Regions from separate parts of the Homo sapiens genome. Here region 1 is linked to region 2. A link is an interaction called in ENCODE POLR2A ChIA-PET data of the cell type or tissue named here. Cell type or tissue: OCI-LY7. All regions are shown on one strand. Links, peaks and the distances in the headings refer to the core of each region. The heading gives the core; the rest is flanking DNA.

What was found. ChIA-PET counts read pairs that join two places held together with the same protein. Peaks named below come from ENCODE experiments on the same cell type or tissue, not always from the same donor. Only the 100,000 strongest peaks of a DNase experiment are listed, where the experiment ranks them.
Region 1: POLR2A ChIA-PET joins it to region 2 with 11 read pairs; 2 of 35 experiments call an interaction of 5 or more read pairs at or near these places.

What each region holds. Positions count from the first base shown.
Region 1 is chr1:231,211,741-231,219,619 of GRCh38, forward strand. TRIM67 (tripartite motif containing 67) reads left to right here. Exons shown (of 10, transcript NM_001004342.5): 9 at 2,075-2,237; 10 at 3,635-7,879. The coding sequence ends at 3,700. Among named protein-coding and RNA genes, the nearest start is that of FSAF1, 25 kb to the right of the region's middle. RefSeq lists enhancers at 1-5, 126-185, 3,221-3,722, 3,636-3,745, 5,437-5,936 and a silencer at 4,846-4,905. In OCI-LY7, for the core only: no CTCF peak of the experiment used is centred there; DNase peaks (open chromatin) are centred at 3,401 and 3,801; H3K4me3 peaks cover 1,188 bases; H3K27ac peaks cover 779 bases.
Region 2 is chr1:230,955,102-230,962,980 of GRCh38, forward strand. TTC13 (tetratricopeptide repeat domain 13) reads right to left here. Exons shown (of 23, transcript NM_024525.5): 2 at 6,108-6,202; 3 at 3,123-3,198. Among named protein-coding and RNA genes, the nearest start is that of TTC13, 20 kb to the right of the region's middle. In OCI-LY7, for the core only: no CTCF peak of the experiment used is centred there; no DNase peak of the experiment used is centred there.

The DNA.
Region 1 (7,879 bases), core at 1,426-6,425, 260 kb after region 2:
GTTTTCTTAGCAGAGTGGCGCTGCTAAGGTTAAGGCTAAGACCTCAGCCCTGAGCGGGCGCGGTGGCTCAAGCCTGTGGTCTCAGCTACTCAGGAGGCTGAGGCAGGAGGATCCCTTGAGCCCAGGAGTCCAAGACCAGCATGGGCAACATAGTGAGGCCCTCGTCTCTATAAAATAATTTAAAAATTAGCCGGGCATGGTGTGTGCCTGTAGTCCTGTTGTACCTAGGCGAGTTAAGGAAACGCTACACTTTGAGACGAATTAAGAGTCCTTTATTAAGCCGGTGGCCAAAGAGACAGCTAATGCTCAAAATTCTCTCGGCCACGAGTAACGAGCTCGATTAACTTTTATACTTAGGTTTAGGAAGGGGAGGGGGACTCAAATGTAATAATTCTACAGAAGTAAAAACATGCAAGAATCAAAAGAAGCAAAATAGTTACAGAGAGATAAACAACTTGAAAGACAAATAGTTACAAGAAGAGCAACGGTACCAGGTGCAAGGTTCTAAATCTTTCATTATAATTAGATATAAGGTCTATGCCGGACACGAACTCAAGGTTTTATGTTGTTATCTCTTAGAGAAAAATCCTAAGAACTTCATACATTGTTGGTGTTAGTACCTTATCAGTTAATTGGGCTCTTTTGAAATGCTGAGGATCTGTTTACCCAGGCCAACTCCTTACGGAAGGGGGTTAGGTGAGGAGCCTTTAGTGTCTTGTAAATTAAAAGGTCAATTGGAGTTTGTCCAGCCTTCCCAGCTAGAGAGAGTCTTATTTACATGAGAAGCAAGGCTAGGTGATTAAAGAGACAAGCAGGACAAAATTCAAAGTAACAAGTTAGAGTAAAAAGGTTAGGCGTTTCAGTCCCAGCTATTCGGGAGGCTGAGGTGGGAGGATCCGTTGAGCCCAGGGGTTCCAGGCAACGGTGAGCCATGATTGCACCACTGCCTGGGCCACAGGGAGAAACAGCCACTCTAAAACAAAAAACCACCTCAAGGAAGGGAAGGAGAGTCTGCAGGATTCGGCCCATGGGAGAAGATGTGGTCAGCCAAGCCCCCCCTTGGGAGCATGTTCCTTACTTTTATTATAGATTCACTTCCACCGAGTGGATGTGAATTCTTACCACCTACAAAGTACGACGTTGCCAACACTGATCAAGAGCACAATGGACATTCTCAACGTTCCGCTATTGGTCACCTGAGGGATAATGACTGCGACAGAGGACTTGATTTCAACTTCAGCACCCTTCTGCCTGCCATACGCTGCTTTTTGAGGGACCCTAGGATGTTTCTGGGAAGATGAGCCAATGTTGAGTAGGGGCCTTTCAAAATTTCCTGAAGGCCTGGATGTCCACATCTTCATCGACCTCAGCATCCTCACTTGCCTAAAACAGAAAAGGGCGCCAAGTCAGTTATTTTCTTTGGCAGGAAAAGGTGCCTTTCTTACCCATTCTCCATGCTCCACAGTTTCAAATGGGACCTTCTCATCAAAACCCGAATTTTCTAGTGCGCAGATCCCAGATGCTGTCAGAAAGAGGGGGTTGAACAGCCTGGAGGTGTTCCTCTAGGGGAGTCTTCATCATGGCCTGTTAACAAGGTGTGTCCACTGTGAGAGAAGGCTCATGTGCCCAGGAGAGCACCTCACCACCACCTTGGGGACTATGTTTAAGTGAGGTTGTTCCCAGCATCCTATATATAATTTTCTTGGCCGGGTACAGTGGCTCATGCCTTTAATCCCAGCACTTTGGAAGTCCAAAATGGGAAGATCGCTTGAGCCTAGGAGTTCAAGACCAGCCTGGGTAACATAGTGAGACTCCTATCTCTACAAAAAACACAAACAAAATTAGCTGGGTCTCATGTCATGCGCCTGTAGTCCCAGCTACTCGGGAGGCTGAGGTGGGAGGATCTCCTGAGCCTGGGAGGGCGAGGCTGTTGTGCACCGAGATGGCGTCACTGCACTCCAGCCTGGGTGACAGAGTGAGACCGTGTCTCTAAATAAGTAAATAATTCTCCTGAGTTATCACCTACATCCCAGGCTGGGTGTGGTGATGGTCTTCCTGGGGACTCTCTTCCCAGGACGGAAGGTGGCGTGTGCAAGGGGGCCACCGTGGGCGTGCTGCTGGACCTGAATAAGCACACTCTCACCTTCTTCATCAACGGGCAGCAGCAGGGCCCCACAGCCTTCAGCCACGTGGACGGGGTCTTCATGCCAGCCCTCAGCCTCAACCGCAACGTGCAGGTACACACCTCCCCAGGGCCGGACCTGGTCTGGCTGCTCCCAACTGTTTGCCACAGGTCTCTGCAGTGCCCTTGGGCAGAGTGGGCCATAAAGAAGCTGACCACAGAGCCTTCCCAGACAGAGCTTATCAACTGGCCTGCCTTGGACATTTCCTGGAGGCGTTCCGTTCTAACCTGTTCACTTGGGACACCCAGGGGCCCTAAGGTGGCAGCTTCTGGAGACGCAGACCTCAGGACTGAGCTCAGTCCCTGGGGAGTGCTGGTAGCTCAGGAGGCCTGAAACAGAGAGAGACAAGAATGAGAGCCCAGGAGGGTGTGAGGAAGGGAGAAACACGGAGGTGCCATCCTTCGTCTTAGTAGAGTCCTCCTCCCCTTGGGATGGGGAGTTGGAGTGTGGGGAGCAAGGTCCTGTTTTGTGGCCCTGAATATTGAGGAGTCTACATCAATCACTGATTGATCGATTCGATCCTCTACTCATTTGCAAAAGGGATTTGTGGCAACCTAAAAGATAGGCTTATGGCCGGGCGCGGTGGCTTACGCCTGTAATCCCAGCACTTTGGGAGGCCAAGGCAGGCGGATCACGAGGTCAGGAGATCGAGACCATCCTGGCTAACACGGTGAAACCCTGTCTCTACTAAAAATACAAAAAAAAAATAGCTGGGCATGGTAGCGGGTGCCTGTAGTCCCAGCTACTCAGGAGGCTGAGGTAGGAGAATGGCATGAACCCGGGAGGCGGAGCTTCCAGTGAGCCGAGATCGCACCACTGCACTCCAGCCTGGGTGATAGAGCGAGACTTCATCTCAAAAAAAAAAAAAAAAAAAAAAAAGATAGGCTTAGGCTTGGCCTGACATGGTGGCTCACGCCTGTAACTCCAGTACTTTGGGAGGCCATGGCAGGAGAATCGCTTGAGCCCAGAAGTTTGAGACCAGCCTGGGGAATGAACAAGACACCATCTCTACCAATGAACAGATAAGCTTTTTTTAATCCAAAAAATAAGAGGTTGGCTATAATTCCTCACAGTTAATAGAATGGGTTTAATAGGAAAGGAAAGAAGGTCATGGCTAGAAAGTAGACACAAATATGTAACCACGGGAGCCAGTGCGTGAGAGCCGTGCTCCTGTGATGGCGTCTACTTTGCCCAGCTGTGGCAGCTCTGGCAAAATGAGGAACCAGTCAGCTGGGTGATTCTTATTATGAGGAAAGAGGTGCAAACCAACATAGCCTTTAATTAGGAATACTGGGGGACGTAATATTCAACAGTCCACAGCAGCCCTGAGCTATTGCATGGATGGCCCTGGAGCCAGCAGGGGATCCTGCCGGTGTCTGCGGTGCTGTCAGAGCCCTCAGGGTCCCTGCGGCAGCCTCTCCCACCCTCACTTGCCCTGTCTTCTTTTCCAGGTCACCCTGCACACAGGATTGGAAGTGCCGACTAACCTGGGGCGGCCAAAGCTGTCAGGCAATTAGCCCCGCTCCAGCTCGGCACTGTGCCTGTGACAGTGACATTCACAGGCAAAACGCCCACCATTCTCACTAAGCTCAAATAACCCACAAAAGCAGGATATGCAAATCATGGGTGCAACCTGGCAGCGTGGAGTGTCATAGAAACACATTTTCTTGGGGACGCAGGGAATGGGTCCACGGGCCATGCTCACAGCTGCCACTGTCAGTGGCAAAGGAAGGTACGTGTGTCACCCTTATTCCACCCAGACATTACGAACACTCCCCAAGAAGGACCTTTCTCAAGGGAGTCAGCATTCGGGCTTCATGTCTATGTTTCCTGCCATCTGTTTTCAAAGCTTGTCTTTTTTTGGAGGGAGAGGAAGGTAGACTTTGAGACTGGCCTCCTGAGAGCGGCAGTCAGGAGCTGCGCTGTAATCCCACGCCCCGGGTGTTGGCCCTCCGTGGGGACCTTGCCTCCTCAGAGTCCCGAGATTGCAGATTCTCATCATGCTGAGAAAGTTATCTTTTAGCTTCTTGGTCCTAGAGTCTTTAGTAGCACCTGCCACTTGCAGACCCAATGCAGGATTGATAGAAAGGGACATTAATCATTCATGCTTGACTTTTGCCTCTCTCACTGAAGTGTTAGAACCTTTTAAAATGGCTTCCTTTATTAATCAGCCAATTGTGTTCTCTCTCTCTCTTCCTCCATCCTTCATTTCTTCTCCCTCCCTCCTTCTCTTTCTCTCTTCTTCTCTCTCTCCTTCCTTCCCTCCTTTGCTCTCTCTTTCTTCCTTTCCTCCTTCTCTCTTACTTTCCTCCATCCCTGCCTCTTTCTTCCCTCTTTCGCTCTCTTTCCCTCCCTCCTTCTCTCTCTCTCTCACACACACACAGGCATGACAGTCTCCTAAAATTAATTCACTCAGTTCTTAGTTCTTAAATCCACGTGAAAACACAAGAATTTTAACAACTATGTCATAGGTCTTCGCCTGGTGATGGCTCCTTTCTGAAACTGGCAGCCCAAGAAGTTAACTGAAAATGCATCCAGATTGCTCTTCTGAGCTGAACCACTCTCAGACTCATAAGCATTTAAAATGGGAGACCCTGGGAAAGCCTGTTCTAGTCAGTCCACCCTATTGTCATTATGAAAGCATCATGAACACAAGTGGCCCCTGTGGCAGGCCGGGACGGCTCTGCCCTGATGCAGTGGGCGGGATCTCTGGGGAAGGCAGGAAATAGAAGGGCAGTATCAGGTACCTTGTCTCCCAGCTTCCCACTGTGAGACTGGGTGTGCCGAGTCTGACCTGCCAGGGCAGGACTCTGGAAACACCAGGCTTCTCCCTTGAGATCCACATTGATTCATCCACACCTCTCAGAGACAGCTCATGGCAGGGGTTTTGAGCCTGCCAGGCTCTTGTTCCCAGGGAACCCTTCCTCTCCTCCCTCCTCTCATCTTCCCAGTCACCTGCCACCTCCAGCTCCACCTGGTAGTAACATTTCTCTCTCCTTTTAAAAAGAATATATTTTGTCAAGCATTTTATTTCTGAGGCTGAGAAGTGACTTGTCAATTTGCTGGACTGGATTTTTATAAAATTCGCCCATTCACCAGCACCAACTGTGCGTCCTTGGTTCTGCCTTCCTGTTCAGACACCGCGCCTGCTTTCTGAGTAACTGCCTGCCGGAGCCATGCAGGTACCCCCCCTCCACTCAGCAGGCCCGACAATCCTACCTCAAAGCTCATGCTCTTGGTCTGCAAGGCTGCTTGGTCCGCTGTCTCTGCAGATGTGGCCGGCAAGGCCAGCTGCCCCGTCTCCAGGAGCTGCTCGGTGCTGTGTTGCAGTCTCTGCTGCGGAGCCTGGGAGCTATCTGCTTCATGGAAGTCTAGGTCTTGCCTCTTCCTTGTCATCTCACCAAGCGGTTTCTGGGTCTCCTCCTCCCATCCCAGAGCCCTGTCCAGAGCTCTTGGTGGTGACACACAAGACCTGGGACCCTGTGTCCTTGCCCGCACCTCTGCCTCTGTCTCCCATATCCCTGCAGCTTCATCCTTAGCCATAGCTCTGGGTGGCCTTTGCTTGGAGCATGGAGACGATCCCTAAAGATTGAGGATGAAGAGGAGCCACCACTTTCCTGGGGCCAAGGAAGCCATCAGCTTTGGGAAGTGTCTAGCTCTCTTCTGAAAAAAAAACAGGCCTACACCCTGCCCCCAGAATGAGAGTGGGCTAGGCAGGGCTGCCTGGTGACAGCAGCTTCTCACAGGGGAGCCCTGGGGAAGGCTGTGGAGCCTCCACCATCACCACAGCCCAGGTCACCAGGTGGCCCCAGCTCTGCAGAAGAATCGCCCATCATTGGAGCACAAGTTGCCTGGGGCTACCCTGAACCTAACCCCTTTGAGGGAGCAGCATCCAGGTCAGGAGAGAAGTGGAAAGTGCAGGAGGGTAATGCCCTCAAATCCGGTGGCCTCTTTCAGAAAAAAGTTCCCTGAAGTCCAGAGAGGTGCAGCCAGGACTCCCTCCTCCCCACTGCCACCCTGAGCTTGGGGGCTGGGATTCTCCCTTTTCTGACTCCTCCAGGAGCCCAGAAGCAATACGGCCGATGCCAGGGACAGCATCCAGCTCTCCTTCACAGACACCTCTCCTGTCTTCAGCACAAAACACCTTCAATGTTCTGACTTCAAAGAGAACGACAGGTCCGTGCCACACACTTGTGTTTTTGAGGGATCAGAAAAGTGAAGAAGGAACTTATCAATTCCTCATGGCCAGGAAGGTCCCGGGTTTCAGAGTAGAAATGACAGACAGGTCATGGAATTCTCATCCACCATCGAATTCCATAACACGTTACATCATGGTGGCACATTTGTACATACATATAAATGATATCAAGATGAGGCTTTTGTTGGGCTGGCTGAGGAGTAACTTGGTGTAAATCTATCAAGCAGTTTCAGTGAAAAAGGAATTCAAAGTAGTTTAAAAATGTCGAGTTCCATTGCATTGTAAATAGTGCCTCTGTAATGTGGTTCTGCAGTTGTTCTTTGCTAGTGAGCAAGCTTGGTCAAAGTGTATGCCTTTTCCTTTTAAAATTAATCTCTTCCGAAAATATCCACTAGCACCTCACTGCATACATAGCATCCCAGCTCCTAATTCAAAGCAGGGGAAGGTATTTCCCCAAAGCCTGCTTTTCCTCTCTCTGTTCTCCTTGGGAAAATAATGATTCCAATTAAAGAGGACACCAGTAATACTGACCCACAAGGTAACTGACCTAAACACTATAAAACTGTATATATTTCCAGGCTGCATCTTCAGCCTGATATGTACTTTGTAGTTGCAACAGCGCCCTAGGTGCCCTATGGCCCACCAAGTTTGAGGAGGGTGGTGCTTTCCGGATTGAGCCTGGGCAGGCTCTGTGGAGCTCACCAAGAGAGCTGGGGGCAGGCCCACCCTCCTCTTTGCGCCCTTTCTCTCCCTCTTGGTGCCCCTGCCCTCCGCCCCACCACAGCACTCTCAGGAAAGGATCAGAATGCAGGATCTTTGTGTATTTCTTCCAGGGATATTTGCATTTAAGCCTTAATTCTCATTGCAAGCGAAAGGCTTGGTCCCCCTGGGAAGGCGGGTTTCGGCACCGGTGGGCAGGTGGTTCAGTGTCAAGGAGGCTGCTGCTGGTCCCATGGCCACCTGCTGGCTTTGAGGTAGTGAGGGAGGGTCAATCCTTAGGGGGAGTCAACATGTGAATGCTAAAGAACACTGCTGCACAGCCCGTGGGGTGGCGCCAGGGTTTCTCAACCTCTACTGACATTTTGCGATAGGTTCTGTATGCCGTAGGATGTTTAGCAACATCCCTGGTCTCTACCCATCATCTGCCAGTAGCAACCCCCAAGTTAGGTGTGACAACCAAAAGTATCTGTCGACATTGCTAGGTATCTCCTGGGGGCCTCCACAAGTTGAGAACCACCAGGTTATGCCAGTGGTTTGTCATGCATGGATCTGTAGAGGGACTGTGGCGCTCCGGCTGCTTTGTTCCATAGAAAGCCTGTATGTGACAAAGCTGCCAGCCTTTATCTTGATACCCAAGCCCAGGATTTTCCATGTGTCTTCAGGGGGCAGGTAGGGGAAAATGGGGTGAGCCACCTCCAACAGATGCCAACCTGTTGGGTCTTGAATTTTCACTCACTGAAGATGCCCCCTGCCCGCTCCCCACTTCCTAGAAAGCAAA
Region 2 (7,879 bases), core at 1,661-6,660:
CACCCATCCAAAAACCAGTGTTTGAATATGCTAGATTACATTGCCATCTATAAAATTTGCCCTGACTGCTTGACCCTTAGCCCCGCCAAAATCCCTGAAAAACATTTTATTCCTCACTCAACATCACTATTTTGATAACATTTATTTGCAAAAAAGCTCTTCTGTAAAGCTTTACTGCAATATCCTTTAGGACCTAACAGGTGTTCAAGAAGATAGGCAATGAAAACTTTTACTGTCATTAAGAGCTTATACTTTCTGACAGTTAAAAGCAGTAAAAATAGGCCAGGCGTGGTGGCTTACACCTGTAATCCCAGCACTTTGGGAGGCTGAGGCAGGCAGATCACAAGGTCAGGAGATCGAGACCATCCTGGCTAACACGGTGAAACCCCGTCTCTACTAAATATACAAAAAAAAAAAAAATTAGCTGGGCGTGGTGGCGGGTGCCTGTAGTCCCAGCTACTCAGGAGGCTGAGGCAGGAGAATGGCATGAACCCAGGAGGCGGAGCTTGCAGTGAGCCGAGATGGCGCCACTGCACTCCAGCCTGGGCGACAGAGAGAGACTCCATCTCAAAAAAAAAAAAAAAGGAGTAAAAAATTAAAGCAGAAACAGAAACGAAATGCAGGAAGAGTTTAAAATACATTCATAAATCAATAAAATAAAGTTCAAATTGAACACCATAATAATATAAGCACTTCTGGGGGCATTCTTCAAAATAAAAAGAGAGCCCTTTTGCCCTACTTTCTTTGGAAAGATAAATTAAGCCCAAATTCATGCTCAGAATGCTGACAATAGATACCGTTCAGTTAGCTAACCTCCAGGTAACGAGAGGATACCTTTAGTTTTGGTGGGGGTGGTGGAGGCAGTAATATTAGTAGTAAAAACAGCAGCAAGAATCACAGTGGCTACAGGCATTGCATTCTTAATATGTGCCAGGCACAGTAATATCCTTTACCAGTATTAACTCATTTGCTCCTCCACTGCAATGAGGTAGGTACAATTATTAACCCCATTTTGCAGACAAGGAAATAAAGTAGAAAGTGGTTAAACTAGCTGTCCAAGGACCATAAGCAGTGAGTGAGAGGAAGGCAGCAAGCTGCCTGGCTCCAGAGCCTAACCTCCCAGGCAGCCCGGTACGCTGAGAAAATTCAAGTCAGTTCCCAAACCACTGTGCACTGGAGGGATGGCCAAGGGGCTGAAATTCCTTAATGGTCAGATGAACATGGATAAAAACATAAACTTGTACTTTTTTGAATGCAGGAAGATGACGATTTGATCAGAAAGCCAAGATGTGAGCTCGGATTCTGGCTCTGCCACTCACCAGCCGTGTGATCGTGGGGACCTCAGTCACTTCTCATAACTGTCTGGTCTTGCTTAATAAGCCTGTAGAAAATTTTCTTAAAGTTTCCTTTCAAATCTAAATTTTTATTTCCTATTTATTATCCCATAATCAGTAAATATCTGTTGAATGAACAAATCAATCAATGAGCCATAAAAACAAATATGATTTTTAGAGATAAATTTTGTACTTTAGGAACATATTTAGATGGCTGTCCACATCTAAGTGATTGAATTCCACTTAAAATCAAATGCAGTTTTCAAATCCCTCCACCTAAAGCTCAACATTTTGTGAAAAAAACGCAGAAGTATCCATTCATAAAAGAATAATCATAACCCAAATCTTGTGCAAATACAAATATTAGGATCTAAATTTTGTTGTAGGAGTCTAAAGACTTAAAGGAAAAGCTGGTATAACTGGACTTCTCTCAGAAATCTCTACTCACCAGCAACCCCACATCTCCGAGCAATGTATATGTTCACAGATGTCATTTTTTTCAAGAAAAAATACTGGATACAAAAGATCATAGGCCAGCTCAGGGCCTACACTACCCCAGGGTCTACTAGGATTATTCTTGGAGAACAAAACAGACCTGGCATATCAGGCTCTGAACTCATTATTCAATAAATAAATACTACTCTAAGTAGAATCCAAGGACTTCAGAAAAGACCAGATCTGATGCCTTAAAGGGCAGTCCTCAAAGCCTCCTCAAAGAATATCACCATAAAGTAATTAGCATTTTCAAAATAGCACCCTGGGAGGCCAAGGCAGGAGGATTCCTAGAGCCCAAGAGTTTGATACCAGCCTGGGCAACATGGTGAGTACTGGTCTCTACAAAACAATTTTAAAAAATTAGCCAGGCACGGTGGTGTGCACCTGTAATCCTACCTACTCAGGAGTCCTAGGGAAGAAGATCATTCGAGCCTAGTTTAAGGCTGTAGTGAGCTATGATTGTGCCACTGCACTCCAGCCTGGGCCACAGAGCAAGACCCTGCACTAACAGGAAAGAAGCCAATATAAGGAGCACTTAGTCTTAATATCAAACGTGTATGACCATGGTAAGGATAAAATAATTATGCATAAATTAGATAGAGAAGAATTCCTGCAGGTGCTTTGGTGACTGGGCCCCATGCGAAAACATGTGCTTCAATAGTTTGCCCAGTTGCACTGCTCAGCCCTGTATTCAATTTTGTCTCCACTTCTTCAAATGTAAACTCACTAGACAGCGAGGGAAACACACCCAGTGCATATCTGACACTGACAAAACCAGCCTGTTTTAAAACATGCAATGAACACACCAAACTATGTGACTCGTGCAGGTACGAATGAATTCAATTTTTCTACACCCACATTCTTAGGCCCAAAAATAACTCACTAGCCTCATGAGTAAAATAACTTAAAGTTTAAGTTAAAATAACTTAAACATAGCTATTTCACTATACAGAAAAGTAGGTAGTCTGCTTTCACTTCTTCATTGCTCACATCTGATGACAGCACACAAATAACCTTTTACTGAATCGAAACAGCTCATAAGAGCTCATTACCATAATTATTAATTTCCATAGAAATGGAGAGCTGGAAAAGATTATTCCATCCAAACCTTTTTTTTTTCTCTTGACATATAATAAATGGAATGTCACAAGGGCTGAATGCTCCATGCAAGATCAAACAGCTCAAATTGGCAAAGCCAGTCTCTCTACTCCTTACCATCCTGTCTTCCTGCTATGCATCTAACCAAAACTTTGAGGCAAATATTACAGGAATATTACCAGATTCAAGTCTTACCTAACTCTTCATTTGTGCTGTCATTATCAGTGGCAAACGGGAATCTCTTCTGTTCTGCAATAGACTTGGCCTGGCTCTGGGAAAAAAAAAAAAAAAACCCATACATTTTAGCTATCACAAATGAAAGAAAACTTGTATTAAAATCTGTATTTTAAAAAATTAAAATTAAGGCTACATTTGATTTAAGTGGAAGCAAGAAAATGCCACTATTGTGGGAATGTTTTACACTTTATGGCTTTCAGTAGAACCTTGATGACGAGAGGGAAACTCTTATCAGCTCCTTCTAGTTTTGCTATGCAGCTGGGAGCTTCCACACCTGGAACCTGGTAAAGCTTCAAGATGTGGCAGATTTAACAATGCGTAAGGGTGTTACTGATGATATACAGCTGGGTGTGACCAGAACATGAGCCCTTCCTCTTTGTCAAATGTTTACAGACAAGTTCACAGATGCAAAAGATTTTTCTCCTTAATAAATTGCTTAGATAGACGGGGCATGGTGGCTCACGCCTTTAATTCCAGCACTTTGGGAGACCAAGGTAGGAAGATCACTTGAGCTCCGGAATTTCGAGATCAGCCTAGGCAACACAGTGAGACTTCATCTCTACTAAAGTTCAAAAAAATTAGCTGGACATGGTGATGTACACTGATAGCCCCAGCTACTTGGTTGGGGCTGAGGCAGGAGGATGGCTTGAGCCCGGGAGGTCGAGGCTGCAGGGAGCCCTGATTGTGCCACTGTACCCCCAGCCTGGGCAAAACAGTGAGACTCTGTCTCAAAAATAAATAAATAATTGCTTAGATGGCTTGATTGTGGCAACCATTTCACAACATATATGTATATAAAATCACATTGTACATTGTAAATATATAATTTTTATTTGTCAATTACACCTCAGTGAAGCTGGGAAAAAAAGCAAGTAAATTGCTTAGAGGCAAGAAAAAGAGTCTGTAAATATTGCTTTATTTCATATTTGAGGAGAGTCTACCATTTGCCAAGCCTTTCTGCAAAAAGATATAGGGACGAGGACAGAAATGAAATTCTACAAAAAGAAGAAATCATTTACTAAGCAACCTCAAGAGTACACTGAAGAATATATCTGATTTTAAGTTGTTTGTATTCACTAGAAAGTGGGCAGGAGAAGTACAGTACAAACAAATCAAATTCTTTTTTTTTTTTTGAGACAAAGTTTCTCTCTTTTTGCCCAGGCTTGAGTGCAATGGCACGATCTCGGCTCACCACAACCTCCGCCGCCTGGGTTCAAGCGATTCTCCTGCCTCAGCCTCCCAAGTAGCTGGGATTACAGGCATGCGCCACCACCCCTGCTAATTTTGTATTTTTTAGTAGAGACGGGGTTTCTCCATGTTGGTGAGGCTGGTCTTGAACTCCTGACCTCAGGTGATCCACCCGCCTTGGCCTCCCAAAGTGCTGGGATTACAGGCGTGAGCCACTGCACCCAGCCAAACAACAAATCAAATTCTTGATGAAAAAGACCCTTTCCTATTTCTAATACTGCATCTATAGTATCTCCTCTGGACAGAGTTGAGAAGCTATGCTCAAGTAAGTTTGAACACACAGCTCAACATCACTAGTAGACTAATTTCAATCCAACTTTCTCATCCCTGCTTACACTTCAGTTCCTGAAAGCTGTATTGCCTGATACCCCTAAATAAAGGGAGTTTATGTTGACCCTTTGCTATTCCTTCATATGATGTGTACAATCACACTTTTATGTTTATTTGCATAATGATTTGGTTGATGAGTATAAAAGTCATGGTGCAGAGACCAACGCTATCTGGCTTGCTGCTGTATTCCTAACACTCACCTAGTACAATGCCTGGTACATAATGCAGAGACCAACACTATCTGGCTTATTGCTGTATTCCTAATAATCACCTAGTGCAATGCCTGGCATGTAATAGGTGCCAAATAAATATCTGGAGAATGGATCAATAAATGAATAGTCTAAGTCCCATATTTCAACCTTGGGAAGAGGAAAGGCCAAGACTAACGAGCTTTCTCCCATAGGTCACTAGCTAGCACTAGCTTAAACTGGAAATGCAACTAGTAGAACATATTTTAACTACTCTCAGTAAGAAGACTTTCATAACTCTAAGAATCTAACTGCCTATACAAGATGGGATTATCCAACTTCTACTTAAACACTTTCAGAGATGACCAACTCACTGCTTTACAAGACAGCCCCTTCTGATTTTGGGCAAGTCTAATTCGAGAGTTTTCCATATATCAAGTTGATTACTATGCAGCGAGTTAGGTAAAAGCAGACGATCATTCTCTAGTTTGCAGTTTCAATCCATCTTCAGTAGTTCTCACATGAAAAGGCAAGGCTTTGTTTGAAAAAAAAAAAAAAGAGTATCTTAAAAGGAAATTTTAAACCGAAGATGCAAAGAGTATCTATGCAGATGTTGAAGGAAAAGGCCTGGAGAAAAAATACATTAAACTTGGACACGGAAAGAACAATCAGCTTCATAGAGTTAAGTGTGAACAAAAAGAAGACCCATCCCTCTTGAGGCAGCCAGGCTGGAGGAGGAGATGCACTAACATGGATAGGCAGACGCAAACATTAGCTACTGTCAAGTATTCACCCCTGAAATGGAGAGGTCCACGGTATAGTTTAGTTGGTACTGATAGAAAACATAGATACAAAAGATACCCACATATGCAAAGGTTGGAAAAATAAGAGTCTACTATACCTACAAATACACAAGGCTGCTAGAAATAAGGTTTAACTATAATGTCCCTTTATTTCTTGACACTTGCAAATTAAAAGTTCTATGTCCAGAATAATCAACCATCCAATTCATAAGTCATAATTCAATGTGGCAAAATACCAGACGACCTATCTTTATCCTATGCATGTAGACTCAACGAGGCCCAACTTCTAGTTGACAGAGGCGACTTCCACTTTTTGGAACTAGTATCACTGGGCTTCAGGTTACAAAAACAGAACACAGAGAGAAGATGCATACCAGAATCTTCTCAGTGTTGAGGGAAAGCAAGGAGTCACAGGGTGATGATCCCTTGGGTTCGCAGTCTGAGTCATGGAAGTTCAAAAAGGATGACTCTGAAAGGCAAGCATTCTTTGTTATTCTCTACACCTTAATTTATGCTCTTAGGTGCTTAACTATGAATTAGAATTTTTAGACTCCACAGAACCAAAATAAGAACAGGTGTGAATAACACTAAAAGTGGCAACCAGCTGGGCACAGTGCCTCACACCTGTAATCCCAGCAACTCAGGAGGCTCGCTTGAGGCAAGGAGTTCAAGACCAGCCTGGGCAACAGCAAACCAACCAGGCTGGGTCTCAAACAGTGAGACCCTGTCTCTAGAAAACAAAAAATAGAAGTAGCAACCTGTATCCTACCTTTATAATAGGGTAATGTTTTACGGTTTGCAAGTATCTTGCACAACCATTAGTGATGTTCCTCACCACCATTCTCAAATGAGCAAAGCCAGTGAGCTTCCTGGATGGTTAAATGAGGTTTAAATAGGTTGTAACTTATCTAAAGGCAACAGGGTAGAAAGAGTACTAGTACAATGCTTGTCTCAGGACACATGTGGAACTAATATTGTTGTTGAGATCCTTCAGTCGAACAATCTATGGGGCAGCATTTACCATAGATTAAAAAAAATCACAAAAGGAGAATAAGCCAAACCAGTGAGACTTAAATGTTAAAAGATACACCCTAGGCCAGGCGTGGTGGCTCACACCTGTAATCCCAGCACTTTGGGAGGTCAAGGTGGGCGGATCACCTAAGGTCACGAGTTCGAGACCAGCCTGGCCAACATGGCAAAACCCTGTGTCTACTAAAATACAAAAATTAGCCAGGCGTGGTGGCAGGTGCCTGTAATCCCAGCTACTTGGGAGGCTGAGGCAGGAGAATCGCTTGAACCCGGGAGGCAGAGGTTGCCGTGAGCCGAGACTGTGCCATTGCACTCCAGCCTGGGCAACAAGAGCAAAACTCTGACTCAAAAAAAAAAAAATGATACACACTATGAGTCCAGTATGCAAAATATATAAATAGCTCTTACAACCCAACTAAAACAACACAATTTTAAAAACAGGCAAAGGACCTGTATAGGCATTGAGCACATGAAAAGTTGCTCAACATCATTACTAATTACTACTTAGGGAAATGTAAATCAAACCACAATAAGGTACCTCTTCACACACACACACTAGGATGGCTATAACCAAAAAGCAGAAAACAACAAGCAGTAGCAAGAATGTAGAAAAATTGGAACCCTTGTGCATTGCTGGTGGGAGTGTAAAATGGTACACCAGTTATGGAAAATAGTTCCTTAAAAAGCGAATCAGAATTTCCATATGATGCAGCAATTCTTCTCCTAGGTATATACCCCCAAAATTGAAAAGGGACTCAAACAAGTATTGTATATACATGTTCATAGTAGCGCTAATCACAGTAGCCAAAAGGGAGAAATGGTCCAAGTGTCCATCAACAGATGAATGAATAAACAAATTTTGGTGTATACAGAGTAGAATACTATTCGACCATAAAAAAATGAACTACTGATACACACTGCAACGTGGAAGAACTTCCAAAACATTATGCTAAATGGAAGAAGCCAGACACAAAGGGTCACTTATCATATGACTCCATCTATATGAAATGTCCAGAATAGGTGAATCCATAGAGACAAAATGCAGATTGGTGATTGCCGGGGATAGGGGAAGGAGGGACTAGGGAGAAACTGCTTAATGAGTAAGGGGTTTTATTTT